Regions from separate parts of the Homo sapiens genome. Here region 1 is linked to region 2. Evidence: read pairs that join two places in POLR2A ChIA-PET (ENCODE). Cell type or tissue: Caco-2. All regions are shown on one strand. Links, peaks and the distances in the headings refer to the core of each region. The heading gives the core; the rest is flanking DNA. Region 1 overlaps EFCAB8 (EF-hand calcium binding domain 8). Region 2 overlaps C20orf203 (chromosome 20 open reading frame 203).

Region 1 (4,387 bases), core at 295-4,294, 240 kb before region 2:
ACCCTCCATTGAACCTAGCATGAAAACCCTCAGGTTATCTGTTTCTTAGGGGCTTCATTTCCTACAGAGGCTCCCGTGTCATGTAAAACTTATATTAAATAAACTTGTATGCTTGTCCTTGTGACTCTGTCTTCGCTTAGAGAGGTCCCTGCCAATGAACCTCAGATGGGTAGAGGGAAAAGACAGTTTTCCTCCCCTGCAAAGCAAGGGTTCAGTGGGCACAGCGGGTGGAGGAGCCACGAGGAGGAGGAGTGAGCAGAGCGGTCAGGCAGAAGCCAAGGCAGGGTGGTGCCACCAGCTCCAGGAGTAACAGAGGGACCTACTCCCGGGGCCAGCCACTCTGAGGCCTCCAGGGCCTGGCTGGGGGCTTGAGGAGCAATTCCCTTCCTGTTGCCTGGGAGGAAACTCCTATTCCTGCCTGTGCTGGCCACCTGTGCCACCTGTGCCCCTATGATGAAACTGCCAGACCCACTCTGCACCAACTAGCACAGGAAGCAGGTGAAGCAATGCTGTATACTGGGGAATGGGGGCTGAGAGGGCCAAACACAGCAGCCCGCCACTTTCTACCTATTGGCCTGGGGCCAGCCATTTGACCTCTCCAGACCTCAGTGGCCTCATCTATAAAATGGGGACAAATCACGTACCTTAGTCCTAACACTTACAGGGCTGTGAGGTTGAAATGAGCCAAAGGACATCAGGCAGCAGGCTGATGCCAGCCCCTGGTCAGCACCAGCAAGGTCACGGATTGAGGGAGGGGCTCACTGCAGGCTGGCACCAGCACTTGTCCAGTCACCCCACCCACCAAGGCCCAGGAAGAGGCTCCTTACAGGGGGACGACCGTCATGGGAAGGTAGAAGTGCAGGCGGTACTGGCTCTTTCGCATGTCCTCTTTTCCCTGGAACTCACGCATCATGTAATCCACATACTTTTGCTGCCTCGAAAGAAAGCACAAGGGAGGCAGGGTATTGGCAAAATGGTCTCAGCCTTCAGTTTCAAGAACTCGGCAGGAGAATGGCGTGAACCCGGGAAGCGGAGCTTGCAGTGAGCCGAGATTGCGCCACTGCAGTCCGCAGTCCGACCTGGGCGACAGAGCGAGACTCCGTCTCAAAAAAAAAAAAAAAAAAAAGAACTCAAGCCTGATTCCCAGGGTCCCCCTCACCACCCCATCTCTCCCAGGCCCTTCCGATAGGCTCTGGTGGCTGCTTCCCAAGTACTGGCCAGGGCAGGTGGCCAAGCAACAGACCTGCTCTTTCTCTGTTTGTCACTCAGGCTGGAGTGCAGTGGTGTGATCACAGTTTATTGCTCAGCCTCCCAAAGTGCTGGGATTATAACCATGAGCCACCACACCCGGCCTTTTTTTTTTCCTTTTGGGACAGGGCCTTGCTCTGTCACCCAGGCTGGAGTGCAATGGTGTGATCACAGCTTACTGCAGCCTCAATCTCCCAGGCTCAAGTGATCCTCCCACCTCAGCCTCCTGAGTAGCTGGGACCACAAATGCATGCCACAATTCCCAGCTAATTTTTGTATTTTTTGTAGAGATGGGGTTTCGCCATGTTGCCCAGGCTGGTCTCGAACTCCTGGGCTCAAGTGGTCTGCCAAAGTTCTAGGATTAAAGGTGTGAGCCACTGCGCTTGGACAGCAGACCTGTTCTTGAATCCTGAGTATGGGAAGGGCCTACTCGCAGCATTCACTGAAAGAGCACAGCAGCGTCTCCCTCGCCGTCCTGAGGCGCTAAGTGCATCCTCAGATCACCCCCACAACTGGCATCACCCTGGGAGCTCTTTATTCACTCTCCCCTATGGATAATAAAACTCAGGCCCCTGTAAGGATGTGAGATGCCCATGCTCAAACATCAAGTTAACAGCAGGGAGCACCCACACCAGGGCCACTGGCGCAACTCCAGACTCCATTCCACTGCCCAGCTGCTGGAAAACATGGCCAAGGCCCAAAGCAGCCACCATATGAAGCTGTAACAAGAAACGGGGTTGTAAACAAGGACCACTGGGTAAAGCCCTGAGAATGCTAGGAATGCGAGGGGGTTAAATTGCTTTTTATTCTTTTTCTTTCAGTTGGCCTCATTGTTCTAAAGGAAATGTTTATTATAGAACATTAAGAGAAATAAAAACCGCCAAGTGCAATGGCTCACACCTGTAATCCCAGCACTTTGGGAGGCTGAGGCAGGTGGATTACCTGAGGTCAGGAGTTCCAGGCCAGCCTGGCCAACATGGTGAAACCCCGTTTCTACTAAAAATACAAAAATTAGCCAGGTGTGGTGGTGGGTGCCTGTAATCCCAGCTACTCGGGAGGCTGAGGCAGGAGAATCACTTGAACCTGGGAGGCAGAGGTTGCAAAGAGCCAAGATCGTGCCATTGCACTCCAGCCTGGGCGACAGAGCAAGACTCCATCTCAAAAAAAAAAAAAAAAAAAGAAAGAAATAAATAAAAACAAGAAAATTGAGAAGAAGAAAACCCAGAATGTATACCTATGCTGAGGAGAGCTATGAGACGGCAGTTAACGCAGGGACTCTCAAGGCACCCTCCCTGGTTTGAATACTGGCTCCAGTGCTGATGAGTCTGAAGCCCTGGGCAAACTCCTAACTTCCCCATGCCTCAGTTTCCCAATCTGTCAAATGGAGGTAAGTTTTTTGTTTTGTTTTGTTTTTTTCCTGAGACATGGTCTCACTTTGTCACCCAGGCTGGAGTACAGTGGTGCAATCTCAGCTCACTGCAGCCTCAACCTCCTGGGCTCAAACAATCCTCCCAGCTCAGCTCCACAAATAGCTGGGACTATAGGCGTGCACCACCACACCCGTTTAATTTTTGGTATTTTTTGTAGAGACAGGGTTTTACCACGTTACCCAGGCTGGTCTTGAACTCCTGAGCTCAAGCGATCCACCCCCCTTGGCCTCCCAAAGTGCTAGGATTACAGGCATGAGCCACTGTGCCCGGCCGAAATAGAGGTAAGTAATAGCACCTACCCCATAGGATTCCTATGAGGTTTAAGTAAAATAATACATAGAGAGCTTAGCACAGTGCTTGGTGTAAATGCTAGTTATCATTGTCATCTTTGCTACATCAATTTGTCAGACTATCCTTGGTACTTTTCTGTATGCTTAAAAAGCTGTATATTCCCATTGTCGAACGTTTAGAACCAGAAAAACATGAAAGCATTATTATTATGATGCTGTAAAAGCCTGACACTTTTAGATGTAACAGCCACAGGCTGGCCTATTCCTGAGTGACAGTGAAGGGTCATGAGATGGTCGTGGTACCAGCTTGAATCCCCCAAGCCAAATGGGAGGTTGGTGGGCACCACAGCCGCGTGGCAGGTGGGGTCACCGCTGCACACTCAGTAGGTCTCACACAGGGGCCAACGACACTTGTCCCTGGGGAATGAGCTGCCAGGAACTCAGCTCACACAGGTCTTAGGAGGGACGTCTCCACCAGGCAAGTCCCCCGACTGGGGCCAGAATCCACAGGGAGGCTTTCCCACATCGTGATGGCCTCCCATCTTCAGCCCCACCAACTGGTCAAGGACTGGACCCTCCAGCCTCCCTCCAGCACCTGAGGAAGCAGGGGCACCCTCCTCACCCAGGTGACAAAGCCTTCACAGTCCGAGTCCACCTTCAAAAACAGCTCCTTTAGCATCTCGTCCGACACACTGCTCAGAACCTTCTTCATGGCCTTGATGAAGGCGTCCATGCCCAGGGCTTCAAAGAGAGAACAGAGAGCATCATCCCCTTCCTCACAAGTCCCTCGGCCCATCACTGCCACGGAGTTCTCAAGTGTCTGGGTGCTGAGGGGGACACACTGAAGACCACATCTACGGCCAGGCGCGGTGGCTCATGCTTGTAATTCCAGCACTTTGGGAGGCTGAGGCAGGTGGATCACTTGAGGTCAGGAGTTCAAGACCAGCCTGATCCACATGGTGAAACCCTGTCTCTACTAAAAATACAAAAATAAATTGGCTGGGCACAGTGGTGGGTACCTGCAATCCCAGCTACTTGGGAGGCTGAGGCAGGAGAATCCCTTGAACTCAGGAGGCAGAGGTTGCAGTGAGCTGAGATCGCACCACTGCACTCCAGCCTGGGCAACAAGAGAGAAAACTCTGTCTCAAAAAAAAAAAAAAAAAACCACCATGTTTACCAGGTGTGCTCAGTTCAAGGCAGTCTTGGTGCTGCCTCCCCTACGGTCCTCAGCTGGTCCACTGCAGGGGGCACAGAAGGGAGATGGCTCCAGCCAAAGACGGGGCCCTTAGGAGGCTGCCTCCTCCAGCCCCTCAAACCTCAAATCCAGCCCCTCTTGGCCCTGTCTCCCCTCCTCACATCTCAGCATCCACCCCAGCCACCCCAGGCTAGGCCAATTCCGGACGCTTCTGTCCTCACATG
Region 2 (4,387 bases), core at 251-4,250:
CCCTTTCTGCTTCTCTCCAGGGCCAGTGCATGGCAGCCAGCCCATGTGGAGGCCTGGAGACAGGTGGTCCACGGCTTCTGTGGCCATTTTTCAGGAGAGAAGAGGAAGCAAGGACAGCTTTGCTGAGAAGTTGGCCTCCATCTCCCCAGTCAGACCCGGTCCCTCCTGTCCTCCAGTTTTGTGCAGCTGTTTTGCATTCAAGCACAGCTCCTGCCTGGCTCTGGGTCTCTGTCCTCTTCCCTTTGGTTACCCTCACCTCTTCCAGGGTGGCCACCAAGTGGGACCTCAGACTCCTCTGGTGTCCTGGACCTGCTGTAAATCTCAGCAGACCACCTCTGTGACCCTGGGCAAGTGACTTCACCTCACTGATCCTCCTTCCTCTTCTGCAAATGGAGTCTCCAGCACCAGGGTTAGCAGCACCCTCCAGAGTCTGACTGTGACCCCCACTTTCTTGCTGTGGTCCCCTGAGCAAGTCACTTAGGCTCCCCAGCCTCATCTGCAAAATGGGGACAATTACATGTCAGAGATTTGAGAATTAACTGAGAAAACATACATGAAGCACACAGAACAGTGCTTGGGACATAGCAAGTGTTCAATATATGTTGGCCATGGTTATTACAGTCCAGGCTTTCTTTTAAGGCTGTTGCAAAGAGCTCAGGGTCCTGCCCCAGAGAACCCACCCCCAAATGCCAGGTCCTTGGCTTCACATACAACCAGGCATGATGGCTCTTTGAGTCCTCACCCTGGCCTCTGCCCCTCCTGCCATCAGATTGGGCACTCTGCTTTGTATACACACACACACACACACAAGCACACATGCAAACAACAAGTACACAATGCACACACACGCACAGACACATGGGCGCACACACACGCCCATACATGCACCTGCACACACACAAACACAGGCACACACACAGGCACATGCACACACACCTACACCCACACACATGCATGCATGCACACACAGTGACGCAGAGGGCACTGATGTCTGTTGAACAAATTAAACAAAAGACCAAATGTGTGAGAAGGCCAGGAGGCTCCATCTTTTGCAGGAAAGCAAGGATTCATTCATTCAATGAATTCTTACTGAACACCTATTATTCTAAGCATCAGAAATACCTCAGTGATCAAAACAGATAAAAACCCCTGCCCATGTGGAGCTGACACTGTAGTCCAAGAGACGGACCCTAGTGAAAGTGAACAAATGACATGGAGAATGTCAGTCAGTGATACATGCTAGGGAAGCCTGTAAAGTGGGGGTGGGGAGTGGGGAGGCTATCATCTGAGATGGCAGTCAGGGAAGGCCTCATGGAGGAGGTGACATCTGAGCAGATTTGAAGGAGGCAAGATTACTGTTTCGTTGTCTACTCATTCGTTTCTTTTTCTTTCTTTCTTTCTTTTTATTTTGAGACAGTCTTGCTCTATCACCCAGGTTGGAGTGCAGCAGTGGCGTGATCTTGGCTCCCTGCAACCTCCTCTTCCTGGGTTCAAGCGGTTCTCCTGCCTCAGCCTCCCCAGTAACTGAGACTATAGGCGCCTGCCACCACGCCCAGCTAATTTTTGTATTTTTAGTAGAGATGGGGTTTCACCATGTTGGTCAGGCTGGTCTCAAGCTCCTGACCTCAGGAGATCCACTTGCCTTGCCCTTCTCCTAAAGTGCTGGGATTACAGGCGTGAGCCATTGCACCCAGCCCTGTGCTGGTTCATTTCTTCTTTCCTCTAGGCAGTGAGCCAGCGTCAGCAAGCCTGTCCTTGGGCCTCTTCTGTGGCCTGGCCTTGGCAGGGTTGGGGAGGTAGAGAGCAGCCCAGCCCCTGCCCCTGGTGACTCTCAGGCTGCTGTCTCCCGGCAGTGGGAGTGTGAACATGTCCTGCCCACCCAGTGAGAGTCAACAGAAGCCAGGGTGACCAGTCCTCTTGGTTTGCCCAGGCCTGAGGGGTTCCAGGACACTGGACTTTCATTGCTAAAACTGGGCAGTCCTGGGCAGACCAGGATGAATGGGTCACTCCAACAGAGGCTGCCCTTGGTGCCAAGGGGCAGAGGAAATATCAGGGAAGTCCTCCACTTCTCTGAGGATGTCAGGTTTGCAAGGGACATGGAAGAGATATATGCCCTCCCTGGGTGAGCGGGGAGGACAGAGGTTCCATGGCCCAAGTCCAGCAGCACATGGGGGGCGCAGGTGGGTGTGAGGACGAGGCTGTCTTCCAGGGCTCAGTGAGCGATGAGGCAGGAAGGGATGACAGGGGCCTTGCGTGTCTGCAGAGGGGCTGTGCTGACTGTTGGCAGCCAGCCTCCAAGTAGGTGGGCAGCTCCTCTGTGTTAGCATTTTAGAAAGGCCAGCGCTTTGCTGTGCAAGGTTATCCACTGGGGCCAAAGGCAGAGGGGAGCAGCGCCGTGTCCTTGCTCTCCCTTTCGTTGATTCCAGCAGGCGTTAAGCACCTTCCAAATCCCCAGCCCTGGCCAAGTGTTCAGATGTCTGCACTAGTTCAGCAAGACAAAGAGAGAGAGAAAAAGCAAATTGTGGCAAATCTAAGCGAAGGGTGTTCATTATACCATTATCTTTGGTTTGGACATTTTCGAAATAAGATATTGGAGGCGGGAAACAAATAGAAATAAATCCTGGGCCCTATAAAGCCCCTGGGGAAGAAAGAGGTAAGGCAGGTCCTTCCCCCAGCAGCTCACCATCCAGGCAAGTATCTGGGCATGCACACCCGTTGTTCAGTGGCAAGGGTGCTCGGTGTGCATGACCTCCCCAGTGGAAGGACCCTGAGGGGGGCCTGGGGGCTGGGGGAACTGTGCCAGATGGAGAGAGAAAGCAGAGGGCATTCAGACAGGAACGGCAGGAGTCAGAGCACGTGGGCTCACTGTACACGGGATGGGAGGACGACACGTCATTCCGGGTGGCTCCCTGGGGGTTTTTGCTGGGCTGGGAGGCATGGCTCAGGAGGATGCTGGAAAGAGAAGTTGTGGCCTCATGGAGTTGCCTCCTAGAATCTGTCTCTGAAAATGAAAATGTGAGACTGGCCCACCATTACAAAATCAGAGAACACAGGAATGTTTATTTTAGACAGGGTCTTGCTCTGTCACCTAGGCAAGCGATCCTCCCACCTCAGCCTCCCGAGTAGCTGGGACTACAGGCACACACCACCATGCCCAGCTAATTTTTGTATTTTGTAGAGACAAGGTATCCTCATGTCCAGGCTGGTCTTGAACTCCTGGGCTCAAGCAATCCCCCCACCTCAGCCTCCCAAAGTGCTGGGGTTACAGGCATGAGCCATGGTGCCCAGCCGAGGAAATGATTATTATTATTTATTTATTTTTCTTTCTGAGATGGAATCTCACTCTGTCACTCAGGCTGGAGTGCAGTGGTGCGATCTTGGCCTTCTGCAACCTCCATCTCCCGGGTTCAAGCAATTCTGCCTCAGCCTCCCGAGTAGCTGGGATTACAGGCATGTGCCACCATGCCTGGCTAATTTTTGTATTTTTTAGTAGAGATGGGGTTTCACCATGTTAGTCGGGCTGCTCTTGAACTCCTGACCTCATGATCTGCCTGCCTCGGCCTCCCAAAGTGTTGGGATTACAGGCATGAGCCACCGTGTCTGGCCCATTTTTATTTATTTATTTATTTTGAGACACGGTCTCACTCTATTCCCCAGACTGGAGTGCAGTGGCACAATCTTGTCTCACTGCAACCTCCGCCTCCCAGGTGATTCTCCTGCCTCAGCCTCCTGAGTAGCTGGGATTACAGGCATGCACCACCATGCCCGGCTAATTTTTGTATTTTTGGTAGAGACAGAGTTTTGCCACATGGGCCAGGCTGGTCTCAAATTCCTGGCCTCAAGTGATCCGCCCACCTTGGCCTCCCAAAGTGTTGGGATTACATGTGTGAGAGACCGCGTCTGGCTGAAATTATTTTTAAAAAGGAACTACAACCCCCAGGTTAGTCCATCACCAGAGATAACCACTGTGAAGCATTTGACACATTTCTTCCTAATATCATTTCATATATATATATATATGCATATGTAGGTCTCCTAATAAAAAATAGTTTGCCTCTTGCTGTCTTTTACCTACAGTTACATCAGATGCATTGTCTGGTGCCTTTAAGTAGTCTCTGAAATCTGACTCCTCAGCCTTTTGGATGACTCCAGCCGGTGGTGGCCCTTTGACAAGTGTGGCCCCTTCTCGTGGCTGGGCACAGAGGCTGTTTCACTCGTTTTCTGTGATAAAAACACCGCAGTAAACATCCTCCGTCCTGCGTAACTTCATGTCCACATTGCTGATTGTTTTGTTGTGTTTTTTTCTGATAAATTTCTGGACATGAAATTCTCGGAAGCCCTGCTGGGCCCGGAGCTGGCTAGGTACTCGGGAGGGTGCTGGGCTTCC

The links. Peaks named below come from ENCODE experiments on the same cell type or tissue, not always from the same donor. Only the 100,000 strongest peaks of a DNase experiment are listed, where the experiment ranks them.
Region 1: POLR2A ChIA-PET joins it to region 2 with 10 read pairs; 3 of 35 experiments call an interaction of 5 or more read pairs at or near these places.

Annotation. Positions count from the first base shown.
Region 1 is chr20:32,875,248-32,879,634 of GRCh38, reverse strand. EFCAB8 (EF-hand calcium binding domain 8) reads right to left here. Exons shown (of 27, transcript NM_001143967.2): 4 at 3,591-3,709; 5 at 828-931. Among named protein-coding and RNA genes, the nearest start is that of EFCAB8, 19 kb to the right of the region's middle. RefSeq lists enhancers at 1,907-2,076, 2,913-3,882, 3,883-4,387. In Caco-2, for the core only: no CTCF peak of the experiment used is centred there; no DNase peak of the experiment used is centred there.
Region 2 is chr20:32,634,437-32,638,823 of GRCh38, reverse strand. All of the region lies in intron 5 of C20orf203 (chromosome 20 open reading frame 203), which reads left to right. Among named protein-coding and RNA genes, the nearest start is that of C20orf203, 37 kb to the left of the region's middle. RefSeq lists a silencer at 117-304. In Caco-2, for the core only: no CTCF peak of the experiment used is centred there; DNase peaks (open chromatin) are centred at 1,776 and 2,273.